Regions from separate parts of the Homo sapiens genome. Here region 1 is linked to region 2. Evidence: chromatin loops called from intact Hi-C (ENCODE). Cell type or tissue: Caco-2. All regions are shown on one strand. Links, peaks and the distances in the headings refer to the core of each region. The heading gives the core; the rest is flanking DNA. Region 1 has its middle 95 kb from the start of RANBP3L. Region 2 overlaps SKP2 (S-phase kinase associated protein 2).

What was found. Hi-C counts contacts between places; a loop is a spot of excess contacts. Peaks named below come from ENCODE experiments on the same cell type or tissue, not always from the same donor. Only the 100,000 strongest peaks of a DNase experiment are listed, where the experiment ranks them.
Region 1: a loop joins it to region 2, with 9 times the contacts of the local background. A loop is called at or near these places in 2 of 110 quality-filtered maps.

Annotation. Positions count from the first base shown.
Region 1 is chr5:36,394,066-36,399,450 of GRCh38, forward strand. No RefSeq gene overlaps it. Among named protein-coding and RNA genes, the nearest start is that of RANBP3L, 95 kb to the left of the region's middle. In Caco-2, for the core only: a CTCF peak has its summit at 4,289 (motif pointing left); DNase peaks (open chromatin) are centred at 2,238 and 2,836.
Region 2 is chr5:36,154,037-36,159,421 of GRCh38, forward strand. The region is part of intron 2 of SKP2 (S-phase kinase associated protein 2); the gene reads left to right. It also overlaps the pseudogene RNU6-1305P. Among named protein-coding and RNA genes, the nearest start is that of SKP2, 4.6 kb to the left of the region's middle. In Caco-2, for the core only: no CTCF peak of the experiment used is centred there; DNase peaks (open chromatin) are centred at 2,395 and 2,815.

The DNA.
Region 1 (5,385 bases), core at 320-5,319, 240 kb after region 2:
GGCAGCTCTTCTCTATCAAGTTATTAAGGACCCAGACCTCTTTTATCTTGTTGTTTTACCATCCACAGGGTTTTCTCTAGGCTGGTCCAAGTTGGTCTGCCACTGCATCCAATCAACAGGAAGGAAGAAAGGGGAGAGGGATGAGTAGGTTCATGTAATCACTCTCATCTCATTGGCCAGAATTTAGTCACATGACCATAGCTAGCTACAAAGAAGACTGGGAAAGATAGTCTTTCTAATGGGCTGCATGATCCCAGCTTAATTCATTTAAAATCACAACTTGGACTGTTCTTTACCTACTTTTTTTTTTTTTTTTTTTGGTTGGTTGGTAGGGGAAAATGTTTGGGAAATGGGTCCTCAGCGAACTTCGGGAGGTGGGAATTCAGTTCTCTCCATTCTCTTTATTTCCTTCCCTTCCTCTAACCATCAGAGCCTCCGAGGCCCGGCTGTCTGTGTCATAGATAGAATTCCAGCCGCCTGACAGATCTGTCCAAAAAGCTCAGAGCTGGTTGACTTCATACTGAGGAAAAATTCTGAAAGTCAGCTCTCAGTTTTTTAGTAGTTATAGAAAGAACTGCATTCTGCTGAGGGCTCTGGGAGTCAGCCTGAAGCCATGTTTAAAGAGGCTTGTGTGAAAAGACAGATGGAAGAGATTTGAAGATCAAAGTGAGCCCTGAAGAGTCAGATTCTGCCCAGAATTGGATGACTTCTGATAGCAATGGTGGGAGCATCCAGAGGCAAGGGGAGAATTGAAACTTTTTGCATCTCTTAGTGTGGCATCATTAGCTTTGCCTCTAAAATTGATCATTTATTAATGTACTTAATACAGAATTTATTACATGTATTACATTAACACATAATTAGTTTATTAATAAACTAATGAATTCAATTGTTTTCTCTTCTAGATTGGAGTGTTATATATGTTAGACTGTTTCTCCTCTGCTAGCTGATAACAGCAGGGCAGAGATAAGGTTTAAAATCTCCAGTACTCTGTATTTAATAGTAGAATTTCCTCAGTATCCCCAGGAAATTGGTTCCAGGACTTTCTGTGGATACCCATATCCAAGGATGCTCAAGTCTCTGATATAAAATGGCATAGTATTTGCATACAACCTACACACATTCTCTTGTACAGTTTAAATCATCTCTAGATTACTTATAATACCTAATACAATGTAAATACTATGTAAATACTTGTTATGCTGTATTGTTTAGAAAATAATGACAAGGAAAAAGTCTGTCGTGTTCAGGACAGATGCAATTTTTTCAAATATTTTTGATTCACGCTTGGGTGAATCCGCAGATGTGGAAGGCCACCTGTACTTATTACATGTGTAGTTCATTATATAGTATATATAATTACCTAATTATACAACATATAATTATCCACTGCAATATATAGTTACCTATTATATAATTACATAACTAATGTGTTTTTCCTGCAGATAAGCTGTAGAAGAAAAAAAAACATAAACTGTAAGAAACCAAGAACACTCAATATAGAAAAAAGAGTGCTAAATTGAACTACGCTTGATTCCTAGCTCAAGAAAGCCAGGATGGGTGAGATTGTGTTTTTCTCTGTTACACAACAAAATCGGCATCTAAGTTAGAGTTTGTTAATTCTCAAGCATTTAATTTCATGTGTTTTCAGTAGACTATTGGCTATAATTACTATAATTTTAAAATTTTTTATTCTGAAGTGTCATATATCATGCAGAAAAATACACTATTATATATATATATGAATTATCATAAATGAAAAATATAAACAAATTACTATAAAGTGAACACTCATCTGTCCATCCGTGCAGGATAAGAAATAAAACACTACCACTGCTCAAAGCCCCCTCATGCCCTTTCCCAATTACCACTCTAGTCCTTCCTCAAAAGATAAACACTGTGCTTACTTAACAGTATAATTTCATTTGGCATATTTTTTAACTTTATATAAGTAGAATCATTTCTCCTTCTCCTTCTCCTTCTTCTTCTTCTTTTTTTTCTGATACGGAATCTCGCTCTGTCACCCAGGCTGGAGTGCAGTGGCGTGGTCTCGGTTCACTGCAACCTCCGCCTCCCGGGTTCAAGCGATTATCCTGCCTCAGCTTCCTGAGCAGCTGTGACTTCAGCCTCCCACACCCCAACCACGCCTGGCTAATTTTTTTGTATTTTTAGTAGAGACAGAGTTTCACCTGTTGGCCAGGCTGGTCTCGAACTCCTGACCTCGAGTGATCCGCCCACCTTGGCCTCCCAAAGGTCTGAGATTACAGACATGAGCCACCGTGCCTGGCCAAATCATACATTTTCTTAAAGCATTCTTAGAAGAAAAAATTGGGTGCTTGTGCTTACCATTGAGTCAATAAGATGAGATATTTGAAATAGGGACTGCCTTGAAATTTAGAACATACAGTCAGTGAAATTTTGTCTCTTTATAAAAAAAGTCTATCTTTAGATAGACTTATAGATATAGATGATAGAAAAAAGAGCAAGACTGTGACTGCCCAGTTTAAGAGATCTAGAAGGTTTTTCTAGGAGCCAGCAACTTGTCCCCAAATAAAATAGTTATGTTCTCTTTGACAAGAACCCAGAAAGTTTCCACAGCCAATCACACACTAACAGATGGGATTTAGTGACTGGGGGGAAAAAAGCAAGCAAATAAAACTTCAAAGAAACAGAAAGATTGAAGAAGGAGAAAGATAAGATTTTGCCTTCTTATTTATTTTAGAAGTGGTTGTTAAATAGAGCCACTCATAATAAATTTGTCTTTTTGTTTTGTTTATAGATCAAGATTACTTGAGGCCAGGCACGGTGACTCATGCCTGTAATTCCAGCACTTTGGGAGGCCGAGGGAAGCAGATCACTTGAGATCAGGAGTTCAAGACCAGCATGGCCAACATGGTGAAATCCTGTCTGTACTAAAAATACAAAAATTAGCCGGGCTTGGTGTCTCATGCCTGTAATCCCAGCTACTCAGGAGGCTGAGGCTGGAGAAGCTCTTGAATCCAGGAGGCTGAGGTTGCAGTGAGCAGAGATCGAGCCACTGCATTCTAGCCTGGGCAACAGAGGGAGACTCCTTCTCAAACAAAAAAATAATAAAATAACTACTTGAACCAGGAAAGGGAGGGAGAAAATGGAAAATTAAAGAGTTAGAGTCTATATTAATCAGTTTTTGCTATGCTTTGTTGTGAAACAACCAACCTCCAAACATCAGTAGCCTAAAGCAATAAAGGCTTTTTCCTTACTTATATTACTTCAGCTGCAGTGAGCTGCCATTATGTTGCATATGTCTTTTTCTTCCATAACACGAGCTTAAGAAGCAGTTTGATCTGGGATATATCATTCCTAAGGCAGAGGAAAAAGAAAAAGAGATGGCAGAGATACTCAGTGACTATTAAAACTTCTGCTTGGGCCTGACACGTCACTTGCTGCTTAGATTTCATTAACAAATCAAGTCACTTGGCCAAGCTTGACATTAGTTGACATTAGTCCTTTCTAGAGTCAGCAGATCATTGGAACAACAGTGCAGACCATTACAGGGCTCATTTTCAAATGAAGATCAGTCAGAAATTGTAATACAAAAATCAGGGGGAAAGGGAAGTAGTTCCCCAAAATTCAACATGCATAATCAGAATCTACCCATTTGTAGATTACCCATTCATGTAAGAAAATCCACTAAATAATTCATAATATATGCCTTAGATATGTTAGAAGCCCATGTAGTTCATAAAAGAACAGTGACTTCTTTAGGAAGCATCTTTCACTCCGTGCACTGGATTTCCAATAAATTCTTTTGTTTTCCGGAAGAGTGTGAAGAATTCTCAGATGAAAGGAAGAGCCATAGCCTAATCCCTGCTTTGTATCCAGAAGCCTCTGCCTATAGCCTGGATTTTCAGTATCTCTTCTGTTCTATAATCCTCCTCTGTATGGACTCCTACGAGGATATAAATTATCTATCTTCAGCCATAAGTTTTCTGTGATGTATTTTCAGAAACTTCACAATGTCTATCCTTGCTGACAACATAAATCCTTTCTTCATACTGAAAAGACCGGAAAACAATTCTGTTTCTTTAGACGGTTCTTTGCTATAAAACTTCTTCATTTAAACAGCACTTTCTTAGCCCTTGTAGAATTTGTTTTGTTGAAGTGCTTAGTCTGTCTTTGAAATAAGCATATTTCATCTAATTTTGAATGATTCCAGCTGCTGGATTACCTATCTTGAAAGTGAGTCAGGAGACTTGTTGGTTTGGGGGGATTAGAGAAGGAAGTAGATTTCAATTTTCCAAAATGCAAGTCTGACACCTTCTGGAAAGCATGTGACTATTACACCCACAAGTTAGTTCCCTTGGTCCACTATTGAGAAGGCCAGGGGTACATGAAGTTAGATGGGCAAAATCTTGCATTTTTATTTCTATAAACTGCTATTTAATATTTAGGATTTTCTTCAATTATGAATATGGACAACTAACCATAGTAGTATTATTAGTAATGTTGTCAACAGTAGAAATTATAGATTTAAAAAATCACATTATAATTATTGCAGATATCAAAAAGTATTGTTTACACTCACCATTACTTTGAAATTCTGATAGACCTGTCATTAGATCTCGTTACTTAATGAGTTAGTATAAAACACGTGCATTAGTATTTCATATATTTGCTATTTTAACCTTATGACTTTTGAATATTTCAGCATAATTGGTTTTCTTTGAAAATCTATATATATTATTAATATTTGGCACACAAAGAATATTTTGAGAAGTTGTCTATAGTTTACAACGAAACAGCTATGGGTTTATGGTACAAAAAAGATTAAGAATGCTTGTTCTAGATGCATTCTAAAAGGGATAGAGGAGGACAAAAGAATATATAGAACTACATCTCTCTTTCACTAAAATAATGATTTTTAGTTCTTGTGTATAGAGTTAAATGGCAAGAGTATTTTAATATAAAATAATGTTTTGATATTATATAATGATTAATGTACAAAGCTTGTCTTTCCTTTTTCTTCTCGTGAAAATGGACCCCAAAACTGTGTCAAGGGAACTACCCCTTTTTCCTTCACTTCCCTCCCTCTACCCCCCACCACAAAGTTGAGTTTTTAAAAAATGTCTTTTTTAAACTATGAAGTTCATTTTTAATTTTTATATCAGGTAATAATTCCTGGACACTGAATTGCAATTGACAAAGGGAATAAGAAAAGACTAGCAAATTTCCCATCATTCATAAAAATGCTTCTACATTAGAAACAGCAGAAACACACCTGAGCTCTATGGTGTTCCTGGGCAAGCAAGGGGGCTACTGTTGAGCACAGTCTGTGTGTGGAGCTGCTTATTTTAACAAGATGGACTGGAGAGTCGGCTCCAAGTGTGTAGCATATGCTCTGAGGGA
Region 2 (5,385 bases), core at 60-5,059:
TCTCAGGGAGCATCCATTCTAGTGAGAGAATACAATAAACACAATAACTATTTTTATATAGTATGTTAGAAGGTGATAAGAGCTATGGCTAAAAACAAAAATAGAACAAGCCAAGAGGGAATGCAGGTCTTGGGGTGGGAAGATAGAGTGCACTTTTAAACCAGGTATTGAGAGAAAGCCTCAATTGGACAGTGACCTTTAAGCAAAGACATAAAGGAGGCAAGGAGTGTGCCATGCAAATATCTTGGAGAAAAGAGCTCCAAGCAGAAGGAACAGCCACTGCAAAGACCCTGGTGCATAAATGTGACGTATTTGTTCCAGGAACAGGGAAGCCATATTCTAAGAGTGGAATGAGCGAAAGGGAGAGTCGGGGGAGATCAGGCTGGAGGTAATGTTGAGCAGAGTTGTGATGGGACCTGATTTAACCTTCTAAAAATGACACACTGATGTGTTGAGACTCAGCTGCAGGGGCATCAAGGGTAGAAACTTAGGGTCTTTTTTAAATTTCATATTTTCAAGACGGAGTCTTGCTCTGTTGCCCAGGCTGGAATGCAGTGACCTGCTCTTGGCTCACTGTCTTCACCTGGATTCGAACGATTCTCCTGCCTCAGCCTCCTAAGTAACTGAGACTACAGGCATGCACCACCACGCCCAGCAATTTTTTTATTTTTTGTAGAGATGGAGGTTGCGGGGGCGTTCTCACCATCTTGCCCAGGCTGGTCTCAAACTCCTGGACTCAGGCGATCCTCCAGCCTTGGCCTCCCAAAGTGCTGGGATTACAGGCATGAGCCACCACACCTGGCCAAAGCTTGAAGTCTTGTTGGGGGTGAGGGTGGTCAGATTCCGGATATATTCCCACATTAAAGTCAACAGAATTTAGGAGGCTGTTGAAATCATCTGTGGAAGAGGTGATCAGAGTCTAAATTGAAATCAGGTGGGGGATGATGGCGAAGAAGAAACAGATTAAACATTTAAAGATGAAGTCTTGCAGACCCAAGGTAATTTAAGTATATTCATAAATTCTCCCATCTGGTTTCCTTTGCAGAAGGGTTGATAGATTGGTTGTTTAGTTGATTGGTTGGTTGCTCGCTTTGGCAGCACATATACTGAAACTGGAAATACAGAGAAGATTAGCATGGCCCCTGCGCAGGAAGACATGCGGATTCGAGATGCATTCCACTTTTAATTAAGAAAATAAATACGTTTGTTTTCAGCCTTTTCTTTAGGAAAGAGAACTTTGCCCAATTTATGGTCTGGGAATATACATCAGGAATTGGATTAGTTAGAAAAGCAGTAGAGGGTTGTAGTGAAGTCAGATCTGGGTTTGAATCCTCATTCTTGCGTTTATCAGCCTTGGAAAGTTATTCGAGCTTTCTTTGCCTTAGTTCCTTTATCTGTGAAATGGAGTGCTGTAATAATACCCACTTCACAGGTCGTCGTGAAGATTAAATGAGAATGACGTAAAACCCTTAGCATGCCACTGACACGTAACAATACATAAGCCAACAAAATTCCTGACACCAATTTTGGAGGCTAGTGGACTTTTATCTTTTGTTTTTAATATTGTTACTCTGACCCTGTTAGTATAAAATTTTTTTTCTTCAAAATTTAATGTTCACCGCTCTTCTTTGTGTCTGGAATGTAGCCCTAACAATCTGGTGCTTGACCAACCAAATATGGCGAAAGATACTTCCTGCTAAGATGAACAGATTTTTATTAACCTGTCCAGTGCCGATAGCTTTTGACATAGAGTGTGATTGCTATATGCCCTTCCACAAGTGAAAAAGAATTTTTTTTAAGCAAGGCACTGTGGGAACAAGACAGAAGTTTCCGGAGTCTTTGCTATTTCCCAGGAATTTGCAAGTCAAGTTGAGGAGAAAATACAATAAAAAATAAGAGCTGTGATTCCCATTCAGGTGGATGTGGAAGATCTTCCTCCTTCCACTCAGCAAGAAAGGAGATTCTGAGGAAAGAGAGGGCTCTGAAAATGGTGTAATCAGTGTCTTGATGGTTAAAGCTGACTTCAAAAGTATATATCTGAAGGGAGAGAGAAAGAATGGTGACTTTTATGTTTATTACCTAAGGAGAGGCACAGAGGGAAACCAATGTACGTGGACTTACAACAGAGATTGCTTAATTGGTGTGGAGTGGGGAAGGGTGAAATCAGTGATGCAGGATGAGGGACAGCTGGTATAGAGGATTCCCAATGGGCCTTTGGAAGCCTGGGCCTCCAGTGGAGCCGGATTGTCATTCCAAGGAGTTTTGTCTGCAGTTGTCAGGACAGGTGGCTACTAGCTTTGCCAGGATTAGGGTAGAACAGGCCACACCTGCTGTACATAGATATCTGATGACTGGTTCTGGGCTGCAAGTTTTTGTTGGTTCTTTGCTAAGCAGTTTCTCCCTGCAGGCCCCAGTCCAGCCGTACATCTGGCAACTAAATCCTCTTCATCCGTTTATCTGGGAAGATGAAAGCTCTGTGGCCAACCTGTACTAGAACAGGTCTGATTGGCCCTTGGAGTGAGTGTATGGAAAGAGTTGGGGAGGAAATGGCCCAGCAATGAGGTCAGTAACAGGCGGAAAGGGGACAATTGCATTTTATTTATGGTCATGAAATGCTTGTCCCCCACCCCACCCTTTAAACAGGTGATAGCCATGAAAATGGAGGTGAACTAATTTGTTGATCAGCTCTTCCATGACTCTTAAATGCTTGAAATTCCAGACCCTAAAGTGGTTGTCAGACTGGAGATACTAAAATTTACTGTATATCAGAATCCCCACAGGAACTTGTTCAAAGTGTAAAATTCCTGAGATTCTGATCCGGGGAGTCCTGGCCTGAGTGAGCCTGGGAATCTGTGTCTTAATACCCTTAGGCAAGCATTTTTTCCAACTTTTTTTTTTTAACCAGTAAGAAACATATTTTACATTGCAATCCTGGGTATGTATCTGAAACAGCAGTTTTACAAAACTGTATTTCCCCTTACTAAGATATTTTCTATTCTGTTCTAGTTCATTCTTTATATGTACATATATGCTAGTCAAACCCACTAAATTGATTTCATGATCTATGTGAGTCTCAGTCTACAGTTACTAAACTCAGCACTGGAAGAGCCTTTATGGGATCTTCCCAGTCATCTTTCTTTGTTCCATAGCTTCCTTTCATTCATCCATTAAGCAAATATTTCTCAAGCACCGTTTTAGAGGTTGGGACTACAATACTGAACATAACAGGCAAGAGACCCTGCCCTCATAGTGCTTATACACTGTTCCATATTTTTTCCAAATCCCAGCTTCTGTTGTTTCTTCATTACACCCCCTACACCTCAGGGTTGAGCAAGTCTTTCATAGAAATAAAGGGTTGTGGGACTGAAGGGGTACATGGGGGAATCCTTGTTAAGTTTGGCTGTGTTTTGTTTTTTTCAGTTTTGCCCACCTTAGCCAAAAAAACAAAAACACCCAAAGCCAACATGGCCTCAAATGTATTATTTATGGTTTGTGGGAAGAGGAAGGAGAACTCATCTGGGATGGCACAATCTGTTTGTAGTTCCCCAGAAAGAAAGCATGGGGTATTGCTACTTAAAACAAGCCAGCAAAAGCAATTCTGAGGTGAGCACCCCCCAACTCCCTGAAAGAAATGCACACACACACAAAAACAAGTATGAGTACCAGGTCCTCAGTATACATTTCTGCAAGTATAATCTGATTATGCTTAAAGAGCAGCAATTTTTTAAGTCAAAAGTTTGATTATGATTAGCATTACTTTGGATTTTCAGCTTGAATCTGAGTGGAGTGGAGTGATGTTCTGAGAAATAAATGAGTGGAGTGATATTCTGAGAAATAAATATGTCAAGTAAGATGAGTTACCTACACTGCAAAGATGGAATGCATAGAAAACTCTCCAACAAGGCCCTCTTCCCAGAGAATTTCAGGAAGCATGAGATGTGATAAGGTTACAGAAGTGGGAAACTGGGTTTGCACCTGAGAAATAATTGGAAACAGTGGTAGGTGAGGGTGATTGTAGTAGGTTTGCTGGTTTGGCCCAGTTTTTGCCCTTTCCTGGCCCTGAAGTATATTTAACTGCCGTCCATGTCATTGAAGACTGGAGACCTTGGGCTCAGTAATTATGTCTTTTAATGTGGGTCTGGTATGCAGCTACAGCCTTGCTGGATTTAGCAGAGACAAGTGGAGAAAAGACCTCTGGATTTTTCCTTCCGCTCTCTGCAAACAGACCAGGCAGCAGTTTCATCATGAATTCAGGAAACAGATGGCTAATGTTTTGAGAATTAAATATGGCAAGGAAAATTAGATTAAGCATATCACAGCCTGGATGCCTATTGCTAGAGCAGCTATTAAAGACAAACTTCTGCCCCATCTGCTGGGACAGCAGCCCATATCAGGCTGTGGTACCCCCACCCGGGGCCCCTAGGATTAGTGTCATTCTGTGGTCAGCTGAGTAAGAGCACTGGGTACTTGGCTGCTAGCTGAGTATGTGTGTTTTCTAGGACCTTGCTCCTTCCATTTGGTGGTGAACCCATTGATAGCATCTTTGTTTTATTTTCTCTCTCCTCCTCCACTCACTCCCTAGCCCTGATTGATTTCTGTTTCCATAGCAAGTCCGGGTTTAATTCTCACCTTTTCAAAATTTGTACTTACAACAGAGGAGAGCATAGAATATTAGAACCCACTAGGATGGAAAGGGCATGATTTGAAATCAGACCTGAGTTTAAATTCCCCCTCTGCCACTTACTGATTGTGTGACCTTGTCTCTTTTATCATAGTTGCATGTTTTCTTGAAGCCCCAGCCCCCATCTCCCAGAGACTACAGCTATACTGATAGAGGACATTCCCTTCTGCTCTGGGTTTTTGTCTTCAGCCTCATCCCCTCCATATGCCAACAGTGCTGTGCACATAGTCGTTAATTGGTTAATAAGGGTTAGCCATTCACACTAATAAAGAATTAGCACATTCACCATTTGAATGAAGAGGGCTAATAAATACATTTGGCAAATATTTATAGAGTCCTGTTATGTGCCAGGCATTGTTAGGTAATGGATGTGCAAATCTGGGCATGGGGCCTGTGGTGGTATCCTGGGTGGGAATGCTTCTTTGAGCAGGTGCCATTTAAGCTGAAATCTGGAGGAGTTGGGAAGGCAAAGATGGAAGTTGCAACACAAAGTCCTCCAGACTTTGGAGTCTCACATGCAGTCTTCATTGGTTAGGTCTACTGACCTCTGCATTCATCACTATGCCAGATTTTCCTCTAGCACTTTAATTACCTGGCTGCTACTGCTCTTTTAATTGGTCCTGATTTCTTATGTCTTCCTAATAGAAAGCACCAAGTTTGTTAATTTATTTCTCCTGCCCTGTACTTCATAGCAAGCTTTTCTA